Regions from separate parts of the Homo sapiens genome. Here region 2 is linked to region 1. A link is a loop called in an ENCODE intact Hi-C map of the cell type or tissue named here. Cell type or tissue: Calu3. All regions are shown on one strand. Links, peaks and the distances in the headings refer to the core of each region. The heading gives the core; the rest is flanking DNA.

Region 1 (16,708 bases), core at 4,743-12,742:
ATGATTTACTCAAGAGTACCTATCTAATAAACAATAATACTAAATATTGGACCCAGATTTCTAAATGCAGTTACCTTTCTATTTCATTACAATCTTGGTATCTACTAGATTCTTACAGCTCTCCTACTTGTATTCCCGCCTCCCTCCTTTCCTGAGCATGGTAACCCCACTCTTCAACCCTCATTTTTTTCTACCTGGCTTTCTTACCTTTTCTGACCTCCGATACTGTCTTCTCTTGGGTTATCATTTGGCCTTCTTATCCTCTGGTTCTATGTTAGGCCCAAGTAACAATGTTAGAGCCTGAAATTCCTTCCTTCATTAATGAATGTACACAATGGAATAACATTAGGAATATAATTTCTCTCCTAAATATTTTTATTGTTTGCTTAATATAGGTGCTCAGAGTTAAAACTTAGGGGGAAAAAAGATAGCAAGAGAGAAAATTTAAATCGGTCAATCTCCAAATCTAGAAATATATCTCTGCCATCAATTTTAGTATTTTCTCTATGCAAATCTTTTCTTCTATTAAAAAGCATTATGTCAACAATATGGTGTATTTTTTTTCCTATAATAACACTGGGGGCCTCTTTCTATGCCACTAAATATTGTTCTCGAGCACCATTTTTAATAGCTCCATAGTAATTCATTGTATGGATATATTAGAATGTCTTTAACCAACTTTGTATTGTTGGTTAGGCTGCTTCTAATTTTTAGCTTTTACAAACATATTTTGTAACATATACGAAATATTCTTAAAGCAAATCTTTGATCATTCTTTTCATGTTTTTACCTAGAAGAATATATAGATCAAATGACATTCAAGAATTTAAGGGTTTTGACAGACTCAAATTGAAAGGAAATTTTACTTCAAATTGATAACTTTTTTTTTTGGTAGGTGGGGCTGCTAAGCCATGAACATCCTTTATCCAGGTTGGTTTCTCACTATGGTGGCCTCTCATTGCTTATCTGTGAAATGAACAACCAGAGTAAGGCTGGCAGTTGGTGGTAATTAGTCAGTACTTTTACCACTACTATAAACTACTTCTGAATAATCTTGAAATTCAATTCCACTGACCTTTAGTAAATTCCACATCATATTAAACACAATCCAAAGACTATAAACATAAACTGCCTACCTTGGAGGTGTTTATAATTTAGTGTACACACATTATTATGTAATACAAAATGTTATCAGTTTGGTAAGAAAATTTAAAAGTGCTGTAGAAAGAGGAATATTTCTGAGTAAGGTGTTTGGGGAAATTGTCATGAGGGAAATGATATTTAATTCAGGCTTCAATGATGGGCAAGGTCAGATTTTGAACTGGCAATAGGCAGAAGGGCATTGGGAGTATGGAGACACACAAAGCAGAATAGTCAGTGGCAAGAAAGTGTATGACATTTATTTGAAAAAAAAAGGACAGCAGTCAATGTTTCTCCTGAGTAGGGTTAATGCAAGGCAACAATAATAGATACACTGGGAAAAGAAGATTGGTATCAAACTGTAAATTCTTTGCTGAGGAGTGGAAACTATTTGGAGGGGAATAGGGAGCTGATGAAGGGGACAGAAATGCTGCACGAAGGTTACTCTGTGAGCAGTGTGGATCACAGTGGCATCTGGTGTTGGGAATTATCACAGTAGCTCTTTTGTGAGAAGAAAATAAGGGCCTGGAAATGAGAAAGGTCGAAGAGAAGGAAACTGACAGCCAGAAAACGTATAGCTGAACCTCTTCAAATTGTGTAAAATATAATAATGCAAGCAAGAGTAAAATTGGCAAATTTAAAAAGCTTGATTTATAGTCTATGTTCCTCCCACCCAAATTTTTCCTAAATTAATATGCAACTGTCAGCACAGATTGTTTGCTGTTAATTTAACTACATTTGAAAAGCTTTAGCACCACCTGGTGATGAAAACTCAGATCGACTCCAACAACCCTAAATTCCATCTTTTTTTCTGCCAAGTTTTTATTTTGAAAACATTTCAAACATACATAAAATTTTAAAGAATACTGTAATAACACCCTTACACCTTCATCATATTTACCAATTGTTATGTTTTGCCACATTTGCTTTAGTTCTTCCTCTATGTGTTGAACCATCTGAAAGTAAACTACAGACACTAAAACAATTCAAAAACTGTCAGCATAAACTTCCTGAAAGGATACCCTCTGCATAATGACAATACCATCTCCTTACCTGAAAAATTAATAATTTTACACCATCATCTAATATGCAATCTATATTCAAATCTTCCAAGTTTTCATCAAAAAAAATGTTTTTAAGTTTGCATTTTTAAGGCCAGAATGTAATCAAGACTTACGCTTTGCATTTGGTTGACATGTTTCAGGGGTCTCTTTTAATCTAGAGCAATTCTCACTTTTTATTTTGGCCTTCCATGGAGGCCTTTGCTGACTATCTTATCCAAGATCCACCCTACCCCCATTGGGGTAGGGTGCTTTTCTGTCTTTGCTTTTCTGCCCCCATTTTACTTAACATTTATTGACACTTAGCATTTAGCGGCTTTCCCTCTTCCTTTTTTTTTTTTCTTGCCTGTCTCTTCCCACTGAAGTATCAGCTCCATGAGAAGAAGGATTTTGTTTGTTTTGTTCACTGCCCACTGCTCCATCCTCAGTATCCAGAACAGTGCCTGGTATACAAAAAGTGCTCAATAAATACTATCTGTTGAAGGAAAGCATTGACCTCTGGGAGTTTGATTATTAAATGTCTTGAGGTAATATTATTTGGGTTAAATCTGCTTGTTATTCTATAACCTTCTTGTACTTGAATATTGATATCTTTCTCTAGGTCTGGAAAGTTCTGTTATTATCTCTTCAAATAAACTTTGTATCCTGGACTCTCACTCTAATTCTTTTTTAAGGCCAATTACTCTTAGATCTGCCCTTTAGGGGCTATTTTCTAGATCTTGTGGGCATTTTTCCTTTTTTTTTTTTTTGAGATGGCATCTTACTCTGTCGCCTAGGCTGGAGTGCAATGCGGCGATTTCGGCCTACTACAACCTCCACCCCCCCGGTTTCAAGCAATTCTCCTGCCTCAGCCTCCAAAGTAGCTGGGATTATAGGTGCCTGCCACTGCACCTGGCTAATTTTTGTATTTTTAGTAGGGACGGGGTTTCACCATCTTGGCCAGGCTGGTCTTGAACTCCTGACCTCGTGATCCACCCACCTCAGCCTCCCAAAGTCCTGGGATTACAGGAATGAGCCACCGCGCCCGGCCAAGCAGGCATGTTTCATTCCATTTTATTCTTTTTTGTCTCCTCTGCCTGTATATTTTTAAGCAGCCTGTCTTCATGGTCACTAATTATTTCTTCCACTTAATCCACTTTGCTGTTGAGAGAATCTGAAGCTTTCTTCCATTTATCAATTGTATTTTTTAGCTTTGGGATTTTTACATGATTTTTAACAATTATTTCAATCTTTTTGTTACATTTATCTGACGGGATTCTAAATTTCTTCTCTGTGTTATCTTGAATTTCATTGTCTTTTAAAACACCTATTTTGAAATCTCTGAGAGATTACATGTCTCTGTCTCTCTGGGATTTGCCCTTAGTCTCTTATTTAGTCCATTTGGTGTGGTCATGCTTCCTGGATGTTTCTGATGCTTGTGGATGTTTGCTGGTGTCTGGGTATTGAAGAGTTAGGTATTTATTCCAATCTTTGCATTCTGGGCCTGTTTACACCTGTCCTTGAGAAAGCTTTCCAAGTATCCAAAGGGAATTGAGGGTGTACAGCAAATCACCATGGCCACATGTCTACCTATGTAACATACCTGCATATTCTGCATCTGTATCCTGGAACTTAAAGTAAAAATTTAAAAAAAAATTACGTAAATGTGTTTAAGAAAACTACCTAAAGCCAGGGAAAGAACCATCTGAAAGAATAAAGGACATAATGTGTAGAACTCACACAGGCCTGGGAACAGTGACTGTTCCCACCAGCCAGCTGTAAGAATCTCATAAATCAGGGGCATTGAGTAGAGTACTCAGGAAGGCATTATCTCAGCACTGGGAAATATTTAGCTCTAGACTGAGTGCTGCTCTGGACCCACCTGAAAAATCATAAGAGCAAGACCTAAAAAAATCAAATTGTTTCCAAGTAACTTGATTGTATCTGAGAACAATGCTCAAGAAAATTTATAGGAATACAAAAATATCCAGCACTCAACAAGTTAAAGTTAACAATGTCTGACATCTCACCAAAGATCACCAGCCATGGAAAGGAGAAGGAAAACACAACACATAAAGAGAAGACTAATCAATGAATAGAAATCAACTCAGGACTGACGAAGATGTTATAATTAGCAGAGAAAGACATTAAAACAGCTTTTACATATGTTCACAAGGTTGAGACCTAGAAATATAAAAGAGATTCAAATCAAACACAATAACTAAGATAAAATATACAGTGGATGGGATTAATGACAGATTGGACATTGAAGAAGTTTAGTGAATTTGAAGGAATAGCAATAGAAACTATCCAAAATAAAATACATGGAGAAAAAAGAACATATTTTAAAAAGAAAAAAAATTAGTGAGTAGTACAACTTCAAGCAGCCTCATGTACGGGCAATTGGAGTTCACAAATCAGGGAGGCTATAGAAAAAATGACTGAGGAAATAAAGGCAAAAAACTTTTCAAATGTAATAAAACCATAAACCCACAAATTCAGAAAATTCAATGAACCCTAGGCATAAGGAACATGAAGAAAACTATACCAGGGTATATTATAATCAAATTGCACAATTGTGGTAATAAAGAGAGAATCCTAAAAGCAGCAAAGGGAAAAAACATGATTAACACAGAGAAACAAAGATAAGAAAGACATCAGATTTTTAGTTAGAAACAAGGTAAGTCGGTAAAGCAACATCATAAAGGACTGAAATATAAAAACTCTCAACCAGAATTCTATACCTGGTGCATCAGTTTCCTAGGGCTGCCATAGCAGAGTAACACAAACTGGGTGGTTTAAAACAACAGAAATGTATTTTCTCACAGTTCTGCAGGCCAGATTCCAAAATCAAGTCTGAAATAGAGGTGATGAGGGAGCCATGCTCCTTCTGAAGCTCTAAGGAAGAATCTTTTCTTATCTTCCCAGATTTGTAGTGGATGCAGACAGATTACACATAACTCTAATCTCTGCTATTATCTTCACAAAGCCATCTTCTGTCTCCCTACTTTGTGTGTGTGTGAGTGTGTGACAGAGAGTAAGTGTTTGTGTCTCCGAATCTCTCTCTCCTTATAAGGACACCAGTTATTGGATTTAAAGCACGTGTAATCAATATGACTTCATCTTAATTTGATTAAATCTGTAAAGACCCTATTTCCAAATAAGGCTACAGTCACAGGTGCTAGGGCTTAGGACATTCACACATCTTTTGTAGGGACACAACTCAATACACACCACCTGACAAAAATATCTTTCGAAAATGAAGATAAAGATTTTTTTCAAAGGTACAAAACTAAAAGAATCTGTCACAGCAGACCTGCACTATAAGAAATGTTCTGTATTAAATAATGTCCTTTAGTTGGAGAGACCATCATACCAGATAGAAATCTAGATGTATATAAGGAAAGGAAGCATACAGAAATAGTAACTACATGGGTAAATAAGGCCAATTCTTTTTTTAACTATTATTTAAATCTCTTTAAAGGTATGAAAATCATAACAATTATTGTATTGTTTATAACATATATTCAAGTAGAATCTTTGAAAAAATAGCAGAAGGTCAGGAAGGGAAGTATCCTAGTATAAGATTCACGTATTTATATATTATATATACATATAACACACTTTTACCTTGAAAAGTAAAAGATTTACAGTATAAATCCTTAAACAATCCCTAAATTAATAAACAAGGAGTTATGGCTAATAAGCAAACAAAGGAGATTATTGGGATAATTTTTTAAATACTTGATGAATCCAAAAAAGTCCGGAACAAAAGATAACTATCCAACTCACATGATAATGGCATTAATCCATTCATAAGAGCAGAACCATCATGACCTCATCACCTCTTAAAAGCTCCACCTCTTTATACTGTTACAGTGGCAATTAGGTTTGCAACACATAAATTTTAGGGAACATTCAAACCATCACTTTAGGGAAATGGTAATCAAAACTACAATGATATGTCACTTCACACCCATCAGGATGGCTATTATTTAAAAAAGAAAAAAACAGAAAAATAACAAATATTGGCAAAGACGTGGAAAAACTCGAACTCTTCTGCATTGCTGGTAGAAATGTAAAATGGTGCAGTGACTGTGGAAAACACTATGTCAATTCCTCAAAAAATTAAATATAGAATTATGATATGATCTAGCAATTTCACTTGTGTGCATATACCCAAAAGAAATGAAAGCAGGGCCTTGAACAGATATTTGTATATCCATGTTCATACCAGCATTATTAACAACAGCCAAAAGGTGGAAGCAATTAAAGTGTCCATTAATGTGTGGACAGATAAACAGAATGTGGTACATACAAAGAAATATTGTTCAGCCTTAAAAAGAAAGGAAATTTTGACACATGCTATGAGGTTACTATGCTAAGTAAAATAAGTCAGATGCAAAAGTAAAAATATATGATTCCATTTACATGAGGTTCTAGAATAACTTAAATTTTGTCAAATTCATAGAGACAGAAAAGCAGAATAGAATGACAGTTACCAGGGGCTTTAGGGAGTGGAGAATGGGAAATTAATGTTTAATCAGTACAGAATTTCTATTGGGAAAGAAAAAAAGTTCTAGAGATGGATGGTGATGATGATTGCACAACAATGTGAATGTACTTAATGATACAGAACTGTATAACTTAAAATGGTACTTTTTATGTTATGTATTTTTACCACAATAAAAAAGCAAGGTTCACCTATATGCTGCCTACAGGAAATACACTTTAAACAAAAAGACACAAGGTAAAAAGTAAAACAATGTAAATACCTACACACACTATATTAGTCTATTCTCACACTGCTCTCCAGAAATACCTGAGCCAAAAGCAATTCAACAAAAGCAAAAATTGACAAATCGTATCTAATTAAACTGAAGAGCTTCTGCACAGCAAAAGAAACTATCCGAGTGAACAGACAACCTACAGAATGGGAGAAAACTTTTGCAATCTATTCATCTGGCAAAGGTCTAATATCCAGAATTAAGGAACTTAAATTTACAAAAAAAAAAAGGATTAAAAAGTGGGCAAAGGACATGAACAGACACCTCTCAAAGGAAGACATACATGCCACCGACAAACACGAAAAAGAGCTCAACATCACTGATCATGAGAAAAATGCAAATCAATACCACAATGAGATACCATCTCACACCAGTCAGAATGGCTATTATTAAGAAGACATAAAACAACAGAAGCTGGCAAGGTTGCCAAGAAAAATAAATGCTTTTACACTGTTGGTAGAAATGTAAATTAGTTTAACCGTTGTGAAGACAGTGTGGCCATTCCTCAAAGACCTACAGGCAGAAATACCATTTGATCCAGCAATCCCATTACTGGGCATATACCCAAAGAAACATAAATAATTCTATTATAGGGACACATGCTCATATATGTTCATTGCAGCATGATTCACAATAGCAAAGACATGGAATCAATATAAATATCCATCAACAATAGACTGGATAAAGAAAATGTGGTACATATACACCACATAATACCACGAGGTCATAAAAAGGAACGACATCATGTCCTTTGCAGGGACATGGATGGAGTTGGAAGCCATTATCTTCAGCAAACTAATGCAGGAACAGAAAACCAAACACCATGTGTTCTCACTTATAAGTGGGAGCTGAATGATGAGAACACATGGACACATGGAGGGGGACAACACACACTGGGGTCTGTTGGAGGAGGGTGGTGGGGTGAGGGAGAGCATCAGGAAGCATAGCTAATGGATGATGGGCTTAATACCTAGGTGATGGGATGATTTGTGCAGCAAACCACCATGGCACATGTTTACCTATGTAACAAATCTGCACATCCTGCACATGTAGCCCTGAACTTAAAATAAAAGTTGAAGAAAACAAAAAAGAAATACCTGAGACTGGGTAACTTATAAGAAGAGAAGTTTCACTGGCTCATTGTTCTGCAGGCTGTACAGGAAGCATGGTGGCATCTGCTTCTGGGGAAGCCTCAGGGAGCTTTTACACATGGCAGAAGGTAAAGTAGGAACAGGCACTTCAGGAACAAGAGAGAGGACGGGGAGGTGCCACACATTTTTAAATGATCAGACCTTGGCAGAACTCAGCACCAACGGATGATACTAAACCACTCATGAGAAATCCACCTCCATGATCCAATCACCTCCCACCAGGCTCACCTCCAACATTCAGGATTATATTACAACATTAGATTTGGGCAGGGACACACATCCGAACTATATCTCACGCACACGTAAACACACACACACCGTGCTATCACCAGTAAGAAGAAAGTGGCAGTGGCTATATTAATGTCAGAAAAAAATATAGTTTAGAGCAAAAAAGATTAAAAAGGACATTTCATAATGACAAGAAGGTAAATTAATGAGAAATATGTAACAATCATAAATATTTAAGCACCTTATAACAAGTGACTTTCAAAATACATGAAGCCAAAACTGATAGTAATGTGAAGAGAAATAGATAAATCCATAATTATGGTTGGAGATTTTGATATCTTCTCAATAACTAATAGAATAAGTATAAAACTCAACAAGGATAGAGTAGACTAGGAAAATACTATCAATCAACTCGAGTTGATTGATATTTATAGAACACCATGCCCAATAATATCAGAATATATATTTTTCTCAAAATCCTATGAAACATTTGCCAAGATAGACCATATTCTGAAACATGAGATAGATCTTAATATATCAAAAAGGATTCAAGTTATACAAAATATGTTCTCTGACCACAATGGAATTTTTAAAAATCAGTAATGGAAATACCCTTAGAAAATTCCCAAATCATTGAAAGCTAATTAAAACACTAAATAACTCATGAATCCAAAAAGTAAATAAAAATGGAAATTTGAAAGTATTTTGAACTAAAGATGAAAACACAACATATCAGATGTCATTAAACCAATACTTAACAGGAAATTTATAGCACTCAATCCAGATACGAAAAAATAAAGGAATGTTTCAAATAAATGAATTTCAGCTTCTACCTTAAGAAACTAGCAGCAAAAGAGCAAATAAAACCAAAGTATGCAGAAAAAATCATATAATAAAAGTCAAAGTGGAAATTAAAGAAATAAAAAACAGAAAAGTAGAGAAAATTGATGAAACCAAAAACAGTTCTTTGAAATCAATAAAGCCTGTAGGCAGATAGATCAGAAAAAAAGACACAAATTACCAACATCAGAAATGAAAGAGGTGACATCACTACAGATTCTACAAATATTAAAAGAATAATATGGGAGAAAAGGAAGGGCAAGACTACAAACTAGAAAGGATGGGGTGGGGGTGAGGAGGGGAGGGAAGGGAAGTGGGGGAGAGAAGCGATCGCAAGAGAAATACAAACTCCCAAAACAAAAGGCAAAGATTGCATTAGGAGCGAACAGCGCTGCAGAAATAGATGGCAGCTTCGTTTGACTGAAACAAAACAAAAGGGCCACTGGATGTCTGCCTTCTTTGGGGGTCAGCCAGACACTAACAAACAGCCCCAATTGTGTTCGGGGGAGGGTTTCGCCTCCGGTTTTGCTCGGCAGCAGCAGCAGGGACGTGTTGGCTAGTTGTAGTATATTCCAGGAGCTACAACTTGTCCACGACACCGGCTACTTCTCAGCTTTGCCATCCCTGGAGACCTGGCAGCAGGAATAAGTGGAAAAAAGGAAGTCCAGAAGCCTTACTTCCAGGATATCCTGGAAGATATTTACTTGTGGGAGTGGAGACCCCCGAGGGAAACACGGGATAAAAGAAAGGGTCCCCTAAGGAGAATAGAGACTGAGAGAAGAGGGAATATTCCAGAGGAGACAGGCCTTGAATTGGAACGCTACCTACAGACGGAGCCCAGAAGGATCTCGGAGACCTTTGGTGAGGACTTGGCCTGTTTGCTCCACCCTTCTCCTCCCCGGTGCATTGAGGAAAGCTTCCGTAGCTTAGACCTCCTGCTGCTCCCCGTGGAAGCGGCCATCTGTCAGAAGAGCTCAGCAGTCTTGCTCTCTCGGGGCAAGTTGCTATCTGAGACCTGCCTCAGCCTCCAGCCGCCAACTCTTCTCTAGACAGCTACACAGCTGTCAACCAGGTCCAGCTCAACACAATGACCTCATTAATGCCCCCACTGTCCCCTGAGCTCAGCCACCATCTGGTCAAAACCTCACAAACTCTCTCTGCCGTGGATGGCACGGTGACGTTGAAACTCGTGGCCAAGAAGGCTGCTCTCATCTCCGTAAAGGTGGGAGGGGTCACAACAGCTTCAGCAGCTGTGATGGTGCCAGGGCCGTTAAGAGTGGACAGAGCGACAGTGACCAAGGAGGGCTAGGGGCTGAAGCATGTCCTGAAAACAAGAAGAGGGTTCACTGCTGTCAGTTTAACGGGTGCCAGGAAGTTTATACAAAAAGCTCCCCCTTAAAGGCCCATCAGGAGACTCACACAGGTGAGAAGCCTTACAGGTACTCATGGGAGGGATGCTAGTGGAGTTTTGCATGAAGCGATGAGCTCACGAGGCACTACGGGAAACACACAGGTGCAAACCTCTTCAAATGCAACCACTGCAACAGGTGTTTTTCTAGGTCTGACCATCTTGCCCTCCCTATGAAGAAACATATCTAAAAAACAGAAAGGCCAGAGTTGCGGTGGCATCAGCCAGTGTCTTAAGGAAATACCATGAGGCAGGGGGCTGGTCTTCAGGTGGAGAACCACTGCCTCTCAGAAGAAAGTTCTCACCTATAAACCTCTATACACACATACACACACTCACATACAGACCCACACACATACACACTGTCATGCACTCAACTGTATTTAAAACATATATGTCTATTCTTTATGCCTTGCCCTAGCTAGATGGAAGATGATGAAGAAGGAAACCAGGTGAACTCAGCAAGGCAGACTGGCTGCTTACTTCAGCACTATTTGAATTATTTCCCGCTGTTGCCAATGGAAATCAAAGTAAATGAATGTGACGTCTCTGCAGGTGAACGGCAGTCTGAGGGGCTTATTTCACTTGCTTCTCAGTGCAACTTGATAGGAGAATTCAGCATCTTAAAGTTGTATATGTGTAGCACTAAAGTTTGTTTTTAAATAGTTGGGGGAAAATGACCTAGAAAACCAAATTGCAGTTTGGTAGCCAAAATTAACTCTTGATTTATTTGTCCTTTGTGTGTGAAAAGTCCTACTATTCCATGGTTCAGACTCCCTCACAGAACTGTTGAGTGGTTTTGGTTCTTCTTAGTACTACTGAGATCTTTCGCGTCAATCCCAAAGGCTTTAGCGGCAGCAGACTCTGGAATAACACCTTACACCCTTCTGGCCTGCATTTCTGTAGACTTCACTCTCAAAGGAGGAGTTTTCTTCTCTTACTTTTTGACTCTTGCACACCATATGCCCTAGGGGTTCTGGAAACTTCTAGCATGACTGCAAAGTGGTGAAGAGAATAAAGTCCTTGATGATAAATCACAGTATATCCCTTGAGCCTCACCTTACTGCCAGTGCTAGATTTTTTCTTTTTAATCTCTCCATTTTTGCCAATGAAAACTTGAAAAGCTTATTTTGAAGCTTAAGTGTTTTATCTTTTCTCCACGGACTAAACCTCTCCAGGACTCTGTCGGTACCTGGATGTTCAGCTCTCGAAATAGACAATCACAGTTCTCTCATCCTCCTTGAGGCATAATGACCTCAGCTCACAGCGATCAACTGTTATGCTGGGTGTCATTGCTACCCCATCACCAGTTAAAGCATAGATGTCGCTAGTCTCAGAGGGCAGCTGTGTATTTAACTCTGGTTTATGATGTGACAAAAAGCCAAAAATATCACTCTTTCCAGGAGTGGGGAAAACTGAGGATGCCTCCCAAGTCTAGTGGCTTCACAAAACATCATCCTATCTTCTCTCTCATGCCCACTGAGCTCCTATTCCTCCATTTGTTACAACACACAATTTAAAATGCCATTGTGAGAGTGAAGGGTTGACATTCAAGAAAAAGGTTGAGGTGTTTCTCTCATGGGCTTTCTAAAAGGAGAGACACGTTTCTTTCTTTTTTTTTTTTTTTTCTTTTTTTGCTAGGCCTACCATGACTTGTGACCTAGAATCCTCAGGATTAACAGAGGCCCCACATTTACTCTGCAAGCTGACTCCAAAAGAGGCTACAGTCCTTACGTTTCATACCACACACACACATCCAATACTGGTCTCTTATCTACCCGCATTCCTAGCTAACTGGTACTGGCCTCAACTCCAAAGACTGCCTTTAGGACCATCAAATGGCCTATGCAAGCAAGTAAGGTGGTTATTAGGACAGATTGTATATTTTATATATTCTGGGACCATCCCTTCAAGACACGTCATGTAAAATAAAAATGGCGCTTGGTCCACACACAGTTGCTGCTCCCTCCTACCAGCTGGCTCCCCTCCTGTCCTCCTTTGACTGTTTGACTCATTGACTGTTAAAATGCCACCCCATACATATTTGGGATGCAAAACTGAAGTCAAAACGAAATAATAATATAAGAAACACAAACACATATATGACAGCAACCTTCAAGATCTGGGTTTTCAGCTTTCTGCAGCCTTTGTTTTCACTGAAATGTTGAAACTACTCGTCTGAGGGCAAAGGAACCTCCTCACAAATGCTGTAGCTGCCAATTGGACACTTGGGGCATTTCGAGGTCTGGCCTCAACAATTTTCTTCCTCGTTTTCCTTTTTTCTATTTAGACCAAAAACAAACAAACAAACAAAAAATACAAAACAACAAAAAAAGAAAAAACACTCTTAACACACACACAAACACCCTTCACACACACACACACACACACACACACAAATCTGTCCATTTGCCAGAGGCAATTAAATGTATGTTAGTTGGAGGATATTTAAAAAAATCAGTTTTATTCCAAAGATTTAAAACTAGACATGACTTAAAAACAATTTCTGGAGCACTGCTTGCTGACAATCTCATAATTCTCTACTGTATTTGAGTGCATTTTGTGGCCAGTCCATCAGGGCGTACCACGGGATTATATTTGAATGTGTGGTGCATCCTTCCTGGATGAAGGATGTGTGAGGGACCTTGAACCTCAGCTGTATTAAACTGTAGCACCTCCAGTCAGTGCACTAGACGAAACTTTAGATACCCTGAATTCTGTTGGTTCCTTTCTTTTCCTTTATGTAGCAGCCTCCAGCATGAATGCACGCACACACCAGTGATGGCATTAAGCCGTGGCCGTTCCGATTTGCAAATGTTCTCTTCCAAGCTGGAGCTGCTCTTGCCTCTCAAAATGCTATTATTAAGGGTTTATAATACTTAATTTAATTTTTGAACTGACCAATGCAAGTCTCTATTAAAAAGAAAGTTTTAAAAAATAGAATAATATGAAAGATTATGAACAAGTTTATGCCAATAAATCCAACAATTTCCAAATTAGTTGGAAGGCAAATTACCAAAACTCATGCAAGAAGAAGTTTAAAACTTGAATTACCCTTATTATCTATTTTAAAAATCAATAATATAGTTTAAAACCTTCCCTAAAAGAAAATTCAAGGCTCAAATGACTTCACCGGTGAATTCTACCATGCATTTAAGGAAGAAATAATATCTATTCTGCACAAACTCTTTCAAAAAATTGAAAAGGAAGTAATACTTCCCAATTCATTCTATGAAGCTAGCATTACCCTGACATCAAACCAGATAAAGCTATTATAAGCAAACTATAGACCAGCGGTGTCAATCTTTTGGCTTCCCTGGGCCACTCATAAAATACACTAACGATAGCTGATGAGTGAAAAACAACAACAAAAACTGCAAAAAATCTCATGTTTTAAGAAAGTTTACAAATTTGCCTTGGGCTTCATTCAAAGCTGTTCTGGGCTGCATGCAGCCCGTGGGCCATGGATTAAACAAGCTTGCTATAAACCAATATCCCTCATGAACACAAACACAAAAATTATAAACAAAAGTTTCAGCAAATTGAATCCAATGTTCTTTTAAAATACACACACATACCTGGTTTTGTTGTCCTTTGCTTTATTGTGCTTTGCAGATATTGATTTTTCTTTTACAAATTAAAGGTTTGTGACAACGCTTAGTTGAGCAAGTCTATCAGTGGCATTCTTCCAGCAGTATGTGCTCACTTTATGCTTCTATGTCACATTTTGGTAATTCTCACAATATTTCCAATTTTTTTATTATTATATCTGTGCTACAGTTTGAATGTTTGTCACCTCTACAACTCATGTTGAAACATAATCCCCATTGTGGCAGTATTGAGAGCTGGACCTTTTAGAGGTGATTAGGTCATGAGGGTTCTGCTCTTATAAGTAGATTAATCCATTCATGAATTAATGGGTTACTGGATTCACTGATTATTACAATACTGGAACTGAAGACTTTATAGGAAGAGGAAAAAACACCTGAGCTAGAACACCTAGCCTCCTCGCCATGTAATGCTCTGTACCACCTTGGGACTCTGTAGAGTCCCTACCAGAAAGAAGACCCTCACCAGATAAGTCTTCTCGATGTTGGATTTCTCAGCCTCCATAAGTGTCAGAAATAAATTCTTTCTCCTTATAAATTACCCAGTTTCAGGTATTCTGTTATAAGCAACAGAAAACAGACTCAGACAATCTATTATGGTGATCTATGATCAGTGATTTTTAATGCTACTGTGTCCGGAATTGGTGGGTTCCTGGTCTCACTGATTTCAAGAATGAAGCCATGGACCCTCGCAGTGAGTGTTACAGTTCTTAAAGATGGTGTGTCCGGAGTTTGTTCCTTCTGATGTTTGGACGTGTTTGGAGTTTCTTCCTTCTGGTGGGTTCCTGGTCTCGCTGGCTTCAGGAGTGAAGTTGCAGACCTTTACAGTGAGTGTTACAGCTTTTTTTTTTTTTTTTTTTTTTTGAGATGGAGTTTCACTCTTGTTGGCCAGGCTGGAGTGCAATGGCACAATCTCGGCTTACTGCAACCTCCGCCTCCCGGGTTCAAGCGATTTTCCTGCCTCAGCCTCCTGAGTAGCTGGGATTATAGGCATGCGCCACCATGCCCTGCTAATTTTTTGTATTTTTAGTAGGGATGGGGTTTCTCCATGTTGGTCAGGCTGGTCTCGAACTCCCGACCTCAGGTGATCCACCCGCCTCGGCCTCCCAAAGTGCTGGGATTACAGGCATGCGAGCCACCGTGCCCGGCTGTGTTACAGCTCTTAAGGCAGCACGTCTGGCGTTGTTCGTTCCTCCCGTCCAGAGTTGTTCATTCCACTCGGCGGGTTCATGGTCTTGCTGGCTTCAGGAGTGAAGCTGTGGACCTTCACAGTGAGTGTTACAGCTCATAAAGGCAGTGCTGACCCAAAGAGTGAGCAGCAGCAAGAGTTATTGCAAAGAAGGAAAGAACAAAGTTTCCACAGTGTGGAAGGGGACCCGAGCAGGTTGCCCCTGCTGGCTCAGGCAGCCTGCTTTTATTCCCTTATCTGACCCCACCCATATCCTGCTGCTTGGCCCATTTTACAGAGAGCTTATTGGTCCGTTTTAGAGAGCTGATTGGTTTGTTTTGACAGGGTGCTGACTGGTGCATTTACAATCCCTGAGCTAGACACAGAGTGCTGATTGGTGTATTTACAATCCTCTAGCTAGACATAAAAGTTCTCCTAGTCCCCACCAGATTAGCCAGATACAGAGTGCTGATTGGTGCATCCACAAACCCCAAGCTAGACACAGAGTGCTGATTGGTGCATATACAATCCTCCAGCTAGACATAAAAGTTCTCCAAGTCCCCACCCGACACAGTAGCCCAGCTGGCTTCACCTAGTAGATCCCGCACCAGGGCCGTGGGTGGAGCTGCCCACCAGTCCTGCCCCAAGTGCCTGCACTCCTCAGCCCTTGGGCAGTCGATGGGACCAGCCTCCGCAGAGCAAGGGGCAGTGCCCATCGGGGAGGCTTGGGCCTCAAGGGAGCCCACCACAGGTGGGCTTGGGCAAGGCAGGCTGGAGGTCCCAAGCCCTGCCCCGTGGGGAGGCAGCTGAGGTGAGGCCTGGCGAGAATTCAAGCACAGCATGGGCAGGCCGGCAGTGCTGGGGGACCTGGTGCCCCCTCCACTGCTGCCGGCCCGGGTGCTAAGCCCCTCAATGCCCGGGGCCGGCAGTGCCAGCCGGCCACTCCAAGTGTGGGGCCTGCCAAGCCCACGCCCACCTGGAACTCATGCTGGCCTGCGAGTGCTGCACGCAGCCCCGATTCCCGCCTGCGCCTCTCCCACCACACCTCCCTGCAAGCAGAGGGGGCCAGCCCAGAGAGGGGCTCCCACAGTGCAATGGCAGGCTGAAGGGCTCCTCACGCGTGGCCAGAGCAGACGCCAAGGCCAAGGAGGCGCCAAGAGTGAGCGAGGGCTGCTAGCATGTTGTCACCTCTCACTACTATGGTAATTGTTTTGAGGCATGACAAACTGCCCCCATATAAAACAGCAAACTTAATCGATAACGACTGTGTTTACCTGACTGCCCCATCAACTGGCTGTTCCTCCCTCCCTCTCTCCTCTCTCCCCCTCTCACCTCCCC
Region 2 (16,708 bases), core at 5,909-13,908, 380 kb before region 1:
ATAATAACCTACTTGGTTGTGATGATACATTGATTTGGAGATAAATCAAAAGAATCATTGGAGAAGAAAGACTAGAATTCTCCATTAGGATATATAACTCTAGAGGCACTTTGAGAGGCAGGAAAATATGAGATGTGGTATAAATAATCTCTGCCTGGAAACCATGCAGCAGGCTTAGTCTCAATGCCCATTCACCTAGAGGTTGACTCCAGAGAATCTGCAGAACAGCATAAGTGAACAAAGGTTCTGTTTCAAAGAATTGCAAGCAGGTGCTGTGGCAGTCATTGATACTGTTCAAATAGTTCTGTACTCCCTCCATCCTGGGCACATTTAATTACTGGTGCCAGATCCTTCAGGCTTCTCTTTCCCCAGTGAAGGTGACCAACAACCTGAGAGATGGTGGCTGCTCAGGGAGCCTTGGTGTTTTGTTTTGGAATTATAAGTAAGATTGATGCTTTATTGAGATTTCTCTAGTTTAGTCTCATTTTATTGGGATTTCACTAGTTTAGTCTCATTTTCATTACATCATATTGAAGTAACATACTATCAAAATGAGTTATCCCTGTTGAGGCTGATGCAGCAGTGACTGTCAGGTTTCTCTACTGTAAACGGCTCACCCCTCTCCATGCTGTATTCTTTGGCAGGTCCCTATGTGCAGCCCACAGCTAAGAAGTGGGGAGTTAGACTCTACCTTGAGGGTTGTATTAGTCCATTTCAACATTGCTATGAAGATATATCCAAGATGGGTAACTTATAAAGAAAAAGAGGTTTAATCGACTCACACTTCCATGTGGCTGGGGAGGGCCTCATTATTATGGTGGAAGGCAAAGGAGGAGCAAAGGCATGTCTTACATGGTGGCAGGCAAGAGAGCAGGTGCAGGGGAACTGTCCTTTATAAAACCATCAGATCTCATGAGACTTACTCACTATTACAAGAACAGCATGGGAAAAACCAACACCCATGATTCAGTTACCTCCCACTGGGTCCCCCATGACATGAGGGGATTAGGGAGCTACAATTCAATATGAGATTTGGGTGGGGACACAGCCAAACCATATCAAGGATAGAGTAACTGCATACATTATTTGAATTCTTCTGCATAGGAGATTTGTCTTTTCTGCCCCATTTATTCATTCATTTATTCATATCAATATAGATTCATGTGTATTTTATTTTGTACATTGGGTTATATTCTAATACAACCTTATGTATTTTGTTGCTCAAATTTTTCCAGCTTTGGCCATTGGAAACTCTCAGTTGTCTGCTGTGCCCCTTTGCCACAGAGACACCTCCCTCTTTTTTTGTTTTTTTGTTTTTTGAAAGGAATCCTCATTTTCTGGTACCATAAGGTGCTTGAGAGTGATGATTTCTGAGTGATTGCAACAAGCAAAGCCTTTCTGCCAGCCTGTGGAGAACACGTATTCCTACTGAGTAAACAAAACTCTGTTGAGCCACTGAGACTCAGGTTGTTTCACAATTTAATCTAGACCAGTGGTTCTCAAAATATGTTCCTGGGACCACCAACATCAGCATCTGCTGGGAACTTGTTAGATATACAAATTATCTGGTCCCACTTTAGACCTGAAGAATTGGAGACTGTGGGATTGGGACCCAGCTGTTTGTGGGTAACAAACCCTCCAGGTAATTCCCATGCACACTAAAGTTTGACAGCTTTAAAAGCTTTATAGTTTCAGATCTAGTCTTCGTAATTTATATGAGTAACATAAAGAGGCCAAACTCAATGGATCTTTTGGTTATATTTAAATTATTATATGTTGTTCCACAGCAAAACATTAACAAAGTTACTTTAAACCAAGATGGTTGGTTTTCTTCATAATAAAAATGTAAAACATCTTGAAAATACATGGATATGAAGGAATATTACTTTGGGATGGGGTATAGGGCTTGCTGTACACTGGGTCCATTTTTGCAAACTTCTAGCAATAGCTCTGCCAACTTCAGGAGATCTCTGTTGGGATCAAATAAGATGGTGGATTCAACAGTGCTTGGTGAGCTGGAATGAACGTATGGATTATTTTTGAGTTAAGCCTCTCTCCTATTAGACTGTAACTGCCATAAGGATAAAGACTAGGCTACTACCACTGCGTAGACCAGTGCCTGATACAGGGTATGTGTTTAGTGAATGTTTGTAAAATGATCACGTTATTTTTTGGGCTTTTGTTTCCGCATAATGCCTTGGGCTTTCTGCCACATCTGCACAGCACTTGTACTATTATTCTCTTACTTAAAAAACAAAAAACAAAAAGCTGAGATGAAATTTACATACAGCAAAATATATGGCTTTTTTTTTTTTTTTTTTTTTTTTTTTTTTTTTTTTTTTTTTTTTTTTGAGACAGAGTCTCGCTCTGTCGGCCAGGCTGGAGTGCAGTGGTGCAATCTTGGCTCACTACAACCTCTGCCTCCTGGGTTCAAGCGATTCTCCTGCCTCAGCCTCCCAAATAGCTACGATTACAGCCTGTGCCACCAGACCTGGCTAATTTTTGTATTTTTAGTAGAGAAGGGGTTTCACCATGTTAGCCAGTCTGGTCTCGAACTCCTGACCTAAAGTGATCCACCTGCCTCGGCCTCCCAAAGTGCTGGGATTATAGGCATGAGTCACTGTGCCCGGCCCAAAATATGTGATTCTTAAGTGTACATTGTAGTGGATTTGATACAGGTACTTGTACTATACTAACAAAATAGATTTATTTAAATTGACTCTTTTTGTCCCATTTACAACTGCATTAATAGCCATAAGCTCATGGTTTTGTAGTCTGTTATATATTTTCCAATGAATATTAAAATCAGTAACCCCTAGCTACCTCTCCAATAGCTCTCTTCTTCCATCCTTTCAGAATTTTGTTCTTGGAGGAGAACAGCTTACTTATTTCCAAATTTGTAGGCTTTTTTTTTTTCCCTCCCAAATACCAAGAGTCCTCAGGTCATTGTGTTGAAACAGACAGAGGAGTGACTTTTGGACCACAGAAGAGTTTGAGAGATTGTTTCAATTGGACTGCCTGTTTTCTTGTTTTTCTGTTTTCCAGGACAACTTTGGAAGAAGCTGACTGCTTTGAAATCAATTCGGTACACTTCAAAAATTAACTTGCTCCATAGGCATTTGTGGTACACCAGTTAAACACAGAGTTCTGTGTTAGGCACTAAAAGAATATCCTTAGAAAGCTAGCTGATAGGTAGCCTTGTGGGAGAAAGGAGTAAAGTCCACGAGTAAGTATAATCAACAAGGCACGATGCAGGGCACTTCAGAAGACTTGAGTTGTGTGCCATGGGATCAGGCAGTACCCTACTTCAGTCTGTAGATTTGTTCACTAACTTGAAATGGGAGTAAATTAAAATTCAAACTGCACTCATCCTGTTTATGTATTCGGTTTACTGATAATCACAGGTTAGTAATTCAGATCTCAATGGCTGAGATGTTTGGGCTAAGTATTGTCAAGGGATTGTCATATCTGCTTTAGAACTGGTTTACAATACTACACTCATTTTATTTACATTACAAAAGTAATGAATGCTTATTGTGGAAATGTAGAAATATGTAGAAAAATGAAAATGAAAATCCTTAATCACTCATAGTCCAACTGCCTAGAGACTATTGCTGGCCTTTTTGTTAAAAATACATTTTCCCATGGTTAGGATCATACTTCATGTAAAGTATTGTAACTTTAAAAATATTAGCATTTTTTTCATGTCATCAAATATTCTTTATAATATTTTAATGGTAGAATCGAAGTAGATTGTATGTATCTACTGTCCTTTACATGACAGTTTTATCATGCATTCCAATTTCTTGCTGTTATATCTTTGAACATAAATCTCTATGAATTTTTCATAATTTGTGTATATAATTATATGGACACTATTTCTAGATATAACTAGGCTCAAACCAATTAACACAGCCTAATAAGGCAGAGGCAGACTGGGAGGGGCTGGAAACCGGCCCATGAGCTGGTGTATGCCAACAAACACACCTTGCAGGTGCTGCCAGAAGGCCTCGTCTGGCAGCCAAGGCACACAATCTGAAAATTACAGCAACAGACCGGATTCTGGTAGCACTTGGCATCAGGACATCCAGAGAGCTTGTGGAGTTTCCCAAGAAGTCTGCTTAGATGTCTTAAGACTGAGAAAAGAGGGAGGAAGTCTAGTGAGAAGCAGCCTGGCCATCAGCCAGCCTGGGATTCAGCTGAAGGACCTCGGTCTGTTCAACCCACAAGCATTGAGGGGCTACTGTGTACCAGCACTGTGCTGGGAGCTTGGGATACTTCCACAAACAGACGCAGATCTCTGCCTTCATGGAATGCATATTCTAATGACGAAAAGCTTCCATGGATGGGGACTGACAAAAGCGAAGTGGCATTCTGGTTCTAGAGGAACTGGATATTGAGTATATTCAAGATAGACTCAGGTAAAGGGAACAAGGCAGAGGCCAGTGATCAGCACTGGCTTCTCTAATGAACTGAGCTGAATATCAGAGTGGACACATGGCTAGAGCCACACTCATGGCAAGGATGACTTATCAAGTCTCAGAGTAGAGCCTACAAGTGCATCTTTCTGGCCTAAGGCCATATTAGTCCAAACAGTGAAGATTTGCCTCAGCCCACACATGGCAGGTTCAGGGCTGACACCTGAATTTTTACACCTGGTTGTAGGAGATGGGAGGTAACTTAGTGCCAATGAGTGAAATGGAGAAAACAGAAATGTGTATTTAGCCCTCTGACTAGCATGTATTATATTAGGTTGTTAATAAAGGTTTGTTAAAGGGATGCATGAATTTAGGAGAAAAGAAAGACGAACATCATGGGGAAGGCATGGGAGACAGAAAATAATACTAATTGATGTAGCATAGTCATTATGAGCTTGGGCAGAGTCAGACAGTCCTAGATTCAAACGTTAGCTCTTCCATTCTCTGTCTTCAGTTTCCTCACCTGTAAATTGGGCTAATAATAGTACCTTCTGCACTGTACGGTAGTTAGGCAATTCCTATAAAGAGATAAGCACACTTAGGGCCGGGCATGGTGGTTGATACCTGTAATCCCGGCACTTTGGGAGGCCAAGGCAAGTGAATTCCCTGGGGTCAGGAGTTTGAGACCCTTGGGCAACATGATGAAATCCTGTCTCTACTAAAAATACAAAAAAAAAAAAAAAAACAACTTAGCTGAGCATGGTGGTACATGCCTGTAGTCCCAGTGACTTGGGAGGCTGAGGCACGAGAATCACTTGAACCTAGGAAGCAGAGGTTGCAGTGAGCTGAGATCATGCCACTGTACTCCAGCCTGGGCAATAGAGCGAGACATTGTCTCCAACAGAAAAAATAATAAAAAAGAGTTAAGCACATTTCTTGGCACACATAGTAAGCATTCAATAAATTTTAGCTAATAAAAGTAATGTTTAATGTTTGGCTTTTGGGGGATATTAACATATTACACATTCTCTGGTGAGGTTCAGCTTTCTTAACGTCATGAACCTAGAAAACTGGGAAAAATTACTTTCATAAGGATGGTGGGATTTCATATATACACACACCCCTATACATGTCACTTTTGTTGTTGTTGTTACTGAAATGAGGGCTTCTCCAGTTTAGAAATGAGGCAATGAAGAGTGGAAGGATTAACATAAATAATCTTAAAAAAATTGTTGGTTGATTGGAAATCAAAGACTTGGAGTGGGGAGCCATAAGAGGAAGATATCTTCCCGCAATCCACATTACCATTATAATTACCGAAATATAGGTCCACGTAGAAGAGCCTGGTAAAATTAAGAGATTCAAAGGTACGTAGTTTCGATTAAGCTGCTAAATAGCTTCATTCTTCAATCGTGGTTAGAACAGCTTCTCTCCCTTCTGCTTATGCTAGGATGGTATAAGACAAAAAGATCTAGAGCTAGGGTTCTCTATCAGTTTCCTATTTTGTTTGGGCTTCTGCTCATTGGAGCACTATTTATCCTGAGGGCATTTGTAGTTCTCCCTCTGGGCAAAGTCTAGAAATCTTTTCTGCCTCCTGAAAATCTGTTGCTTGCATGGTAATCTTGAGAAAATATTTCTAGAAGTGAATGAAATGGCCAGGCACTTCATTTAAGCAGATTATCTTCTACCTTCTTTGACTATGGAACTCAGGCCTGGATAAATATTCTATTAGGAAAGGTGTGATCACAGAAGATCCAGTCAGCAGGTAAGAAGTATATGTAATACACATCTATCGTTATGGATAAGGAACAGTAAGTGGGAATAAGGGAGCAGAAGTTTCATGGAAAGTCTTGCTGACCAACCTCAAGAATGAAATATGGCATTGTAACTATATCCGCCCAAATAGGATGCCCAGGCTTAAACCGTATTTACATGCAAAGGCGTCCCACAGTGCCCAGTATTACTGTTTCTTTATTCAACGTTTGGACCTCATGTCCCTTCCTCATCTTTGCTTATCTGAGGTCTTTTGCTTTCTCCCTGTTCAAAACCTGCTTTCCGTTCCTCTTGCGACTTCCTCTGTCCAGGAAGCACAGACTATCACTCCATTCTCACTTGGAGGCTCTTACCTTCTCTCCTTCCAGCTAAGGGGTATTCGTGTCTTTGTTTTTCTTCATAGGAACTTCCTGCCTGGCATGAGATTGCCATGGATGCCTGGTGGCCAGGCTTGCCTTTGAGCTGTGATAATGCTGATCTCCTGGAGTCCTGTTAGTGCACAGCACACTTTTACGTTCTCTTTCATGTTTGGTTGGCACAAAGTGCTCTGGGGTGGGCAGTAGGTACTTCATTATCCTCATTTTATAGTCATGAAACTGGCTTAGAGAGGTGAGGCTGTGGGGAAGAGGTGAAGCTGTGTCAGAATCCAGAGGCTTCCACAGGGAAAGGAGCTCTTGTGTTTCTCATCCCCACTAGGATTCCAGGGAGCATGAAGCTCCCTGCCAAAGGGCTGTGCTGTTAAAATGAACAAAAAGGAAAGTTGAGGTCTTACTTTAGAGCACTGCATTAGAGCAGTAACCCTACTTCTACCTCACTTTGCTGACCTTAAACATGATATTTATTTGGTATCACAATTGGAACTGGAAAAACTGGCCCCTTCAGGGATCTATCACTGTTGGTTGGTAAGTACCCACAAAACTTTCTAGTGCACCTGGAAATGCTGATGGAGATTTTTCTCACTGATCCCAAGGACACTTATTAATGGACTTTGCCTACCTCTCAAGCAGAGCCATGATCTGGAAATAAGCCATAAAATGTATGTCATCAGGTCCCTCCGAGGGGACTATGGTCTTTGTTCTTAGACTGTTAGGCCTTTCCTCAGAGCTGTTTATGCTTATTTTTAAAAAATTGTCACAGAAGCTTGACTTATGTGGTCATACAGCAGGTTACAGTGGCACAGAGATAACAGCATATAGTAGACCCTGAGAGAGAGGAGGGAGACAAAAACACTGAAAATGAAACACAGACCTAATTTTTAAAAGAAAGGCACACAGTCAACTGATAGGAGGTTAAGAGTGTGCTCAGTTGTTACAGCACAGTATCAAGGATATTTGGAACAAAAGGCCTTAAGTTAGTGTGAAAATGGTTAACTTTAAGGAGTAAAGGAAGTGTGTAATTCATCTTAGGAAATTTGCCGTGGAAAATGGAGGAAAACAAAAACCCATTTTGTTAGTTTTGACAAGGTTATTAACGGATATCAGTCAAAATATGTTGGAGAAATTTAAATGAGTAATGTAGATTTTATTTCCATTACTAGATACTCAGTTCACCAAAGAAGCTATCTGATTGGCCTGTAAAGGGGCTGTATGAATATGTAAAGATACTTAACATCGGTCATCAGGCAAATGCAAATTAAAATTGCAACGAGATACACTACGCACTGTATGACTAAAGTTAAAAAGACTGACAATATCAATTGTTGCCAATGTTATGAAGCAACCGGAACTTTCATACCTTGCTGATAGGAATGTAAAATGATACATTCTAAAGTGCCACTTTAGAAAGCACTTTCATAGTTTCTTATGGTTATTTATACACCTACCAGATGACCTGGCAAATCTACTTGCAGGTATTTACCCAGGAGAAATAAAACACACGCCAGTACCAAGATCTGTATTGAATGGTCATAGGAGCTTTAGTCATAATAGCCAAAAGTGGGAAATGATCTACATACTTATCAAATGGAAAATGGAAAAACAAATCTTGCCACATCCATATAGCAGAATACGACTAAACAATAAAAATGAATGAGCTACTGATACATGCAACAGCATGAATGAATCCCAAAATTGTTATGCTAAGTGAAAGAAGCCAGCCTCAAAAGGCTGTGTACTGTGATCCCATTAATATCACATTTCAGAAAAGGCAAAACTATAGGGATGGAGAACAGATCAATGAACTAGGATTATGGGGAGGTGATGTGACTACAAAGGGGCATGAGAGAACTTTTTAGGATTAATTGTGGTGGTTATGTGACTGTATACATTTGTTAAAATTCATCAAACTGTACATTTAAGATGGGTGAATTTTAACATAGATTATACCTCAACAAGAAAAAACAAAATTTGGAAATTGCATTACTAAATTAATAAACAACCTATGCATTTTCTTTTATTTGTCCAGCCTTTCAACAAAATTTTCTTGCACGCAAACAGTCTACCAGGCACTGTGCTTATCCCTGGGGATAGAAATATGAATAAAATGAGATCCTTGCCCTGATCACTTTTAGTTCCAGACCCTTTTGCATTAAAAAGATTCTCCAAGCTAATAGAAGGTTGCTAGTGATTGGTTTTCAGGAGGAGACAATTTTTTTTTTTTTTTTTTGGCAGTTGGGGAAGGAAGGGTGCATTGTTTATTTGTATCTCTGAAGACTCTGAAAGTCACTTCAAATGACAGTGATCTGTTGTAAGCGCTAGTAGAATAATAGATTCTGTCATCAAAGGGATTGGCACAGTTTATGGTAAAAAAAAAAAAAAGAAACTTATAAAGATCAACTATACAGGATTCAAGTTTTTAAATTTAATACAAGCTACCTTCCTTTCATACTCTGCTTTTCCCTAAGGAAATTACTGGAGTGTTTGAAGCCCAGAAACTTGCTGTAGTCCCTAGAAACAATGTGGTGATGTCAGACTTGGGTGAATAAACAGTAGCACCTGTTCAAGACTTCATGAGTCTTTTTTCTCCCCCTCTAGTCTTTTTTGGCACAGCCTGAGGTTAGTTAATCTTTAAAAGAAGGAAAACGGAATGAGCCAGAAGGTAGCTTGATTCTAGACTATTTTTAGAAGGCTCCTCCATGCTGCTCCTGAGTGCCAGGTTTTTGAGAGCCTGGCAGGGCAAGCCATTGCTGGATGCCCTAATGTGGCCATGAATCAGCTCTAGGTCCTCGCAGGTCTCTGATGGCCACCAGTCCTCCCGGAAGATGCTTTCTGTGCTGCCCTCTCTTCTCTGTCATTCTCCTCCATCTCCCAGGCATCTTTTCCAACATTCTGTTCCACTCACTCCATATCCTCAGGAAGGCGCCTTCCAGTTTCTACGGTCACAGTGCAGAGGATTGTGTATGTGTGTGTGAACAGAGAGGAGAGAGCGAGAGAGAGCAAGGGCAAACAGGCAGGCTACTTGGGTGATTTTCCTAAAAGCCAAATCTCACATTATTCTTCCAGTTCTTAAAACCCTTCTTTCCATTTTAATTTGTTCTAGGACAAGCACCCTGGTGTCTGGTGCACAGTCATTGTGATCAGCCCCACCCACTGTCCAGTGCTGTACTTGACACTTCCCACCCCTCAGTCAGATACTTTTGTTGGTGGGAGGTGGTTTAGGAGGGGTGATGATAACAGTGGTGGGAGAGCTGGTGAAGAAACAAGGCACTGGTACTTGAAGACTTGCTCTCAGCTCCTGGAACAGGCTCCTGGGTTGTCCAGTGTGGTTGGCCAGGGAAGGAAAGGAAATGATGATTAAAAGACAAATACGCAGTTGGAGAAAAAAACTGCCTTTGGCGGGAGGCGCTCCCTGTGCTGTATCTGTCGAGTAACTGAGTGCTGAGCACGATGGGGAAAGGGAAAGGTTACTATCTGGGGCCTTGCTAAAATCTTTGAAAGACCTTGTAGTAGGATAGGGGTTGCAAACTGATGGCCAGAGGGCCAGGCATGTAATTCTCATGAGTGAAATGGCCAGTTTGCTCAGCCCAAAGGGGACAGCCACTCCTCATTTTCCAATTATTGCCGTGGGAATGGGGATCCAGTGTTGTAGGTTTTTTTTTTTTTTTTTTTTCTTTCTTTTTGAGACATCTGAGTCTCTGTTTCGCCCAGGTTGGAGTGCAGTGGTGCGATCTTGGCTCGCTGCAACCTCTGCCTCCCTGCAACCTCTGCCTCCCAGGTTCAAGCGATTCTTCTGCCTCAGCCTCCTGAGTAGCTGGGATTACAGGTGGCTGCCACCACGTCCGGCTAATTTTTGTACTTTTTAGTAGAGACGGGGTTTCATCATGTTGGCCAGGCTGGTCTTGAACTCCTAACCTCAGGTGATCTGCCCACCTCAGCCTACCAAAGTGCTGGGATTATAGGTGTGAACCACTGCGCCCGGCCTGTTGTCAGATCTTAGATTCTTCTTCTTTTTTTTAGAAAAGCTAGACTTTATGTAAAAGTTCCAAAATATTCATATTTAAAATTAAAAAGAGACACACACACACACTCCCTCCCACCCCCAACACCAACTATTAGGATCAAACAAAATATTTTCAAGCAGAATATAGTTCGAAGGCCATCAACTGGGGCCTCTTCCCTAAGAGTTGTGGCTGTAACATCAAAGAACATCACTGTGCTTTTGGCATTTGGGGCAAAATAATTTTTCTTTTTGTGGCACTCACTGTATATCACAGATTTCTAGCATTTCCACCCCCTAGTCCCATCCAATATTGCTTTTCTGTCGTTCTGACAAAAATGTCCCCAAATTTTCAAGTAACTTATAGGGTCAGCTGAGGTTTTCCCAGTTTTAGTATAGATAATACCCAAGCATCTTTGTGTTTCCTTTGCTGGGAATAATCTCCGGCCAAATATAACACTTCAGTTCTTGGTAAAAGCTAAATTTCACATCATTCTTTTATGTGTCTAGCCTTTCTTATCCTCAGTCACCCTTCCTCTGATTTCTGTGGGTTTTGTTTGGGTGAATGCACCTGGCCTTCAGGTTATAGCTGAATCAGGAGGTAGTTGGCTGGCAGAAGGATTACCTGGAGACAGTTACACATCTCACACCTTTCTCTGGCTATAGCAGCCCTGACTCAACAGCAGATATTCTGTCCTGAGGTTCTTCCCAGGAAGTGCCGTGGTGTGTGAAGCTGGCAGCGTTCCGGCCATTTTGGAAGGTTGTCATAAATGGTGGCACTGCGAGCTGAGGTTGGGTGATGCATGCTCTTTAAGAAAAGGCTAATTTTCTGGAAAGAAGTTTGGCTATGCCTAAAAATGTTCATCCATCTCTGAGGAAATAATGAGAAATATGAAAAGGCTTTATGCACAATTATATTGTTTGTAAAACTAATTCCAATAGCCAAAAACAGTAAACAAGTTAAATGTTCCACGTAGGAAAATGATTAAACAAATTTTGGGCTAGCTATATGATGTAATGATAAGTGGCCTTTTAAAACAAAGTTTATGAAGAATTTTTAATGGTAGGGGAAATACCATATAATCAAAAGATGATAGGATGTATTACTCATATACACACAGTTAGATATAGGTATGCCTATTTTTATAGGTGATTTTCCGTCTTCTCTATACTTTTCCAAATAGTCTACAGTAAAAACAAATATTGCTTTTTAAAAAAATAACTTTTAATTTTAGATTAATTTACATTAAATTAAATACAAAAGTTGCAAAGATAGTAGTGAGTTGCAGTTACCTATCCAGATTCCCCTACACTTTTATTACTTTTAAAAATTAGAATAAGTTACTTTAAAAATAATATAAAATGGGGTTTTCTAGCATATATTATCACGAGATAGCTTTTCATAGTCATTTAGGTATATTGTAAAAGAGGCGTTCAAAGAAAAAAATTACATTATCAAAAAGGCCCGTGTGACTTAGACTATATTTATTAAAAATGCTACATTTAACTGAGATCTCATGCATTTCACACATCCTGGATGGAACACTGGAGCGTTAGAAAACCCTCTTTAAATCATTTGTCCTAAAGTGATTTAAATGAATCCATTGCTTATCATAGGCTTGCTTTTGGATTTGATGCCAAAATAGACTTGTATTTGAGACCAAAGAAGTTATTCATCTTTCCTCCTTGAGCTATATATTTAGTTATTCCTTCTCAGACTTCCTTAGCCATATAAGTCAGTTTTATATGAGTCTATAATGGATATGAGTTTTAGATGCAGTCATCTGAAATTGAATTTACCAAGTAGATGCTATTTTAATACTTTGTTTTGACTGATCAACTCGCCAAAACTGGAAGCTAAAAATAATACACCTTGTCATTTTAGCAAGTCAAGCCATCACAGAAAATATTAAGAAATGACAGCAACTGGTATTTACAGGGCTCTCTTTGCCATATTCCTAATTGGGAACCCTTTAGGAAAGGGCCAGGGAGTGGCTGTGGATCTGGGGTAGAAAGTGGCCTGTTTTTGAATTTATGGAGTAGCGCACTGTCAGGGCCCCTTTCTTCACTCAGAAATGAAAGGAGCTGGTTCACCAGAGGGTGTGAGAACTCATTAACCACCCCCAGTGCTTCCCACCCAGCAAGGGATCAGAACATGTGCTGCTGTTTCAGAGCATCACAAAATCTTGTTTTCATGTGAGGATTTCAAAGGCTTAGATTGTTCAATTTGAAAATTTTGTCACAGAAGCGAAATGGGCACCTCTATAACTCGTGGTGGTGTTATTTTGTGGGAGGACCATCCATGTCTTTTTCCCCTATATTTTGAAATGAGGTCAAACGGACCTGTTCCATCCACTCACTTGGCATTTACTCTTCTTTGGGTGGGGCCCCTGGGAGTGTTTTAATTCGGGGTCGTAGGGTAAGAATAGATTAACATGGCATGACAAATTGGTTTGCTACAATCATAATTCGAAAGGTAGGTCAGGGTCTGAAGGGCAGAGTAGTGGTTCTCATTGGGGTTGGGTTTGGAGGATATAGTGGGAACAGAAGGATCATATGTAAGATTCACCCAAGAAGGTTTTTGGCCGCTAGGTTCCCCATCTGCCTGGTTAAGAATCCCCCAACAATAAAATGCCCCTATACCTCCTCCAGCTTACAAGGCAGAATTCCTGTGATGTGTAGGGCAAAACAACCCCCTACTCTTTTGTTATTAGTATTCTGCTGCTTTCTAAGTAAATGTTCTTAACTAAGAGAAAAATCTATACACTCTATCTCTAGAAGGCCAGCTGGAGAGGGAGAAGAAAAGAAAATTAAGAGACAATTTGGTTGGCTATCATTAATCTTTGTTTAGCCTTATGGGAAAATAAGCCTTCCTTCTTCTATCTTTGTTAGCAGGTAGATTAAGTTGGTTAAAGAATACTGTAGTCCATGAAAGAAAAGACAATGGCCTTTACAAAGGTATTCCAAAGCAGCCGAAAATATTTTTTTTCTTTCAGCTATTTTGCTGTCTAAGACTCAATGACACTTGACTGATTTGGGGTCAGTATCTAATAAGCGCATTTCCCAGATGAAAAACCAGCACAGCTAGGCCTTCTCCACAGAGCCTATACCTAGGTCTATCGAAGGAAGAAGATCATTCAGAATTTTATTTTTGCAAACCTTCAAATGTTAAGATCTGAATAATCTATTTAGGACAGTCAGAACTGCCTAATGGAAGTTGCATAATTGAGTAGAATTAAAAACCGCTTTCCTTCAGGTCCTCCCTCCTTTCCCCCATCTGTGACAACCTTTGACATTGCACAGATTTTCAAAGTCGTACTGTAAGATTAGTGCCAGGGTTCTTTCAAAGGAGGCTTGTAAGTGAAAAATCTGTTTTCGCATCCCTCAAAGCTGGAAGCCATAAAGAAAAGAAAAGAATATGCTTTTAATGAAGTCTTTGCAGGATCAGCTCCTTGCAACTTCAGTTGTTCATGTGAATCAAAAATAGCAGAAAGTAGGTCATATTGTAAAAATGAATTAGGCTTCACTTCACATTTTATTGACTTTACTAGGCTTTTTTCATTCACAGTGGTTGATTGTTAGCTAATGACTGGCATAAATAAAAAGGCATTTATTCTCTTATTTTCCTTATTTTGCCATCTACTTCTTTAGAATATCAGTGGGGCACACTATGTGCTTAGGGATTTAATTTTTTCATGTATCATTTTCACAACAACCCTGAAAGCTGGAATTTTTATGCTCATTTTATATGTGAGGGAACTGAAGCTCACAGAGTTTAAGGTAAATGACCCAAGGACACACAGCTCATTAGAAAAGATCTGCAGTTTGGACACATTTCTCTATCTGGAGGCCCTGCTGTTTTCAATTACATTCTTTTGATTTAAAAATATATATTTTTGATATATATTAGTGGGAAATAATTAAACTGAAGTAATATTGCCAAATCTTAATTGCCTCATGAGACAATGAAAAATACTTACCATGGTATTAAATAATTTTTTAAAATGATAATAACATTTATTTGAGCACTTAGTAGGGACCAGGCATTATGAACGAGTATAGGAAACAGCAAATACACAAATAAGTAATAGTTAACGTGTCAGATAGTGAAGCTACTACAGAGAAAAATAAAATAGGGTGTAAGGAGTGTGTGTATGTGTGTGTGTGTATATAGCAAGGGATTCTTGCTTCAGAGAAGGCATCAAGAATAGTATGAAATTTGAGCAGAAATTTCATAAGGAAAGTGCAGGAGCAGGTCTCTCAGACATCTGGATGAAGATTACAGAAATAACAAGTACAAAGGCCCTGAGGTGGGTGGGGTTGCTGTGTTTGAGGAAGAAGGAAGTGGCCATCTCCACAGCGCCCTCCATTGTTTCCTTAGTGACTTCCTGCCACAGCCACCAGCTCTGTCATTTGAATGCCTTTGTCCTCAAGGGGCAGAGAGACTCCCTTAGAGGGCATGAGGAAAGGCAGGCAGAATCCACCCCCACACTGGAGAGGGTGGGGAGCCAGTTTCATTTACATATTTAAATATCTTCCTCACAAGCAATAAATCTCAAATCATTTTAATTGAACATTTAAATCCTTCTCACTGGTAGGTATTTCAGGCATTCGGCTTTATGCCAATTATTGCGTCATCTTAAAAGAGAAGCTTTTAAATTTATTAAACCCATTACACTTGAATATTTGATTCCTGCCAAAACATAATTTAAAATCCTCACTTTAAAATAATTTGGTAAGGATTAGTAAACCTACCACAATAACCTAAACTGTGTGTCTGCAGAAATATCACCCAGTCTCTGGATAGGGGCAAACTGGTCCTTTGAAAGGGACTTTTCATGGTAGCCCCACGCAGGCGAATCTGCAGTGTCCCAGTCATCTGGGCTGCTGCAACAAAAATATCATGAACTGGGTGGTTTGAATAACAAACCCTTACTTGCCACAGGTCTGGAGCCTGGTGAGTCCAAGATCAAGCCTCCAGCAGATTCAGTGTCTGGTAAGGGTCTGCCTCCTGGTTCATAGATGATCCGATTCATAGTCTTCTCACTGTGTCCTCACAAGGGTAATGGCTTCTCTGGGACCTATTTTATAAGTGCACTAATCCTATGAGGGCAGAGCCTTTGTGACCTAATCATCTCCCAAAGGCCGCATCTCCTAATACCAACAGGTTGGGAATTAGGATTTCAATGTAAGAATTTTGGGGTGCAGACACAGACATTTAGTTTATAACATGCAGTTTGTCTAAGAAGTGGCCTGGCCTGAGTCTTGGAGATTCTGATTCAGTAGGTCTGAAATAGGGTTCAGGGTTCTTTTTCCAAACAAGTGATTTTTTTTTTTTTTTTTTTTTTTTTTTTTTTATGAGCCAGGTTTGGGAGCCACAGATCTGGTATAAAGTTGATATTGGCTCTATGTAATATAGAACAATGGAGTGGAGCAACAGTTTGGTCTGGCTAAGATGATGAAGGGGCACCCGTTACACCTTCCTTTATGCAGCTATATTAGTTGAGGAAGGCTAGGCTATGCTGCGGTAACACATTACACACCCCCCTTTGCTCCCACCCCGCCCACCAAAACTCAGTGGTTTAATATTTTGTGGTCTGTGGCTTTCTCCTGCAGACTCCAGAGCTACTGTTCTGGATGAGCAGCTTTCCTCCAGGCAATGCCACGGGCATCCTGGTAACTTTTGTCCAGTCACACTGTGTCCCCTAGGGCCTCCTCAGAGTTGCCTCCAGAGTCAGCTGAAGAGAGAGCGTATCCATCTTTGTGGGGTGTTTTAGCGGCCAGGCATAGCACTGTCCAGCCCTCCAGCCCATAGGCTATTGGGTAGAACCAGTCCCTTGGTCCCTCCTAGACATGAGGGGACCGGGAAAGGTAGCTCTCCTGTGTGCTCAGGAGGCAAGAGAAATAGTTGGTGAACACCCACATGGCATTGGCTCTACAATTGTAACCCATAGTGCACTGCCTGATGCAATTTTTTGCAGGTCACCAGTGTTTTTCCACTTGAGTCTGCCTGATACTACAAGCCACTTCATACTCAGGATCATTTACCTCTCTGCAACCCTGGTTCAGCTTAGCATGAGGAAGAACCAGTTTGGTTGAACTAAGTCACACTGAGGTATAATTGCATAACAGACCCCCTAATT

What was found. Peaks named below come from ENCODE experiments on the same cell type or tissue, not always from the same donor. Only the 100,000 strongest peaks of a DNase experiment are listed, where the experiment ranks them.
Region 2: it touches region 1 in a loop (1.9-fold over the local background); 1 of 110 quality-filtered maps calls a loop at or near these places.

The regions. Positions count from the first base shown.
Region 1 is chr3:170,946,922-170,963,629 of GRCh38, reverse strand. It overlaps the pseudogene KLF7P1. Among named protein-coding and RNA genes, the nearest start is that of EIF5A2, 47 kb to the right of the region's middle. In Calu3, for the core only: no CTCF peak of the experiment used is centred there; no DNase peak of the experiment used is centred there.
Region 2 is chr3:171,327,115-171,343,822 of GRCh38, reverse strand. The region is part of intron 2 of TNIK (TRAF2 and NCK interacting kinase); the gene reads left to right. Among named protein-coding and RNA genes, the nearest start is that of TNIK, 120 kb to the left of the region's middle. In Calu3, for the core only: no CTCF peak of the experiment used is centred there; a DNase peak (open chromatin) is centred at 9,182.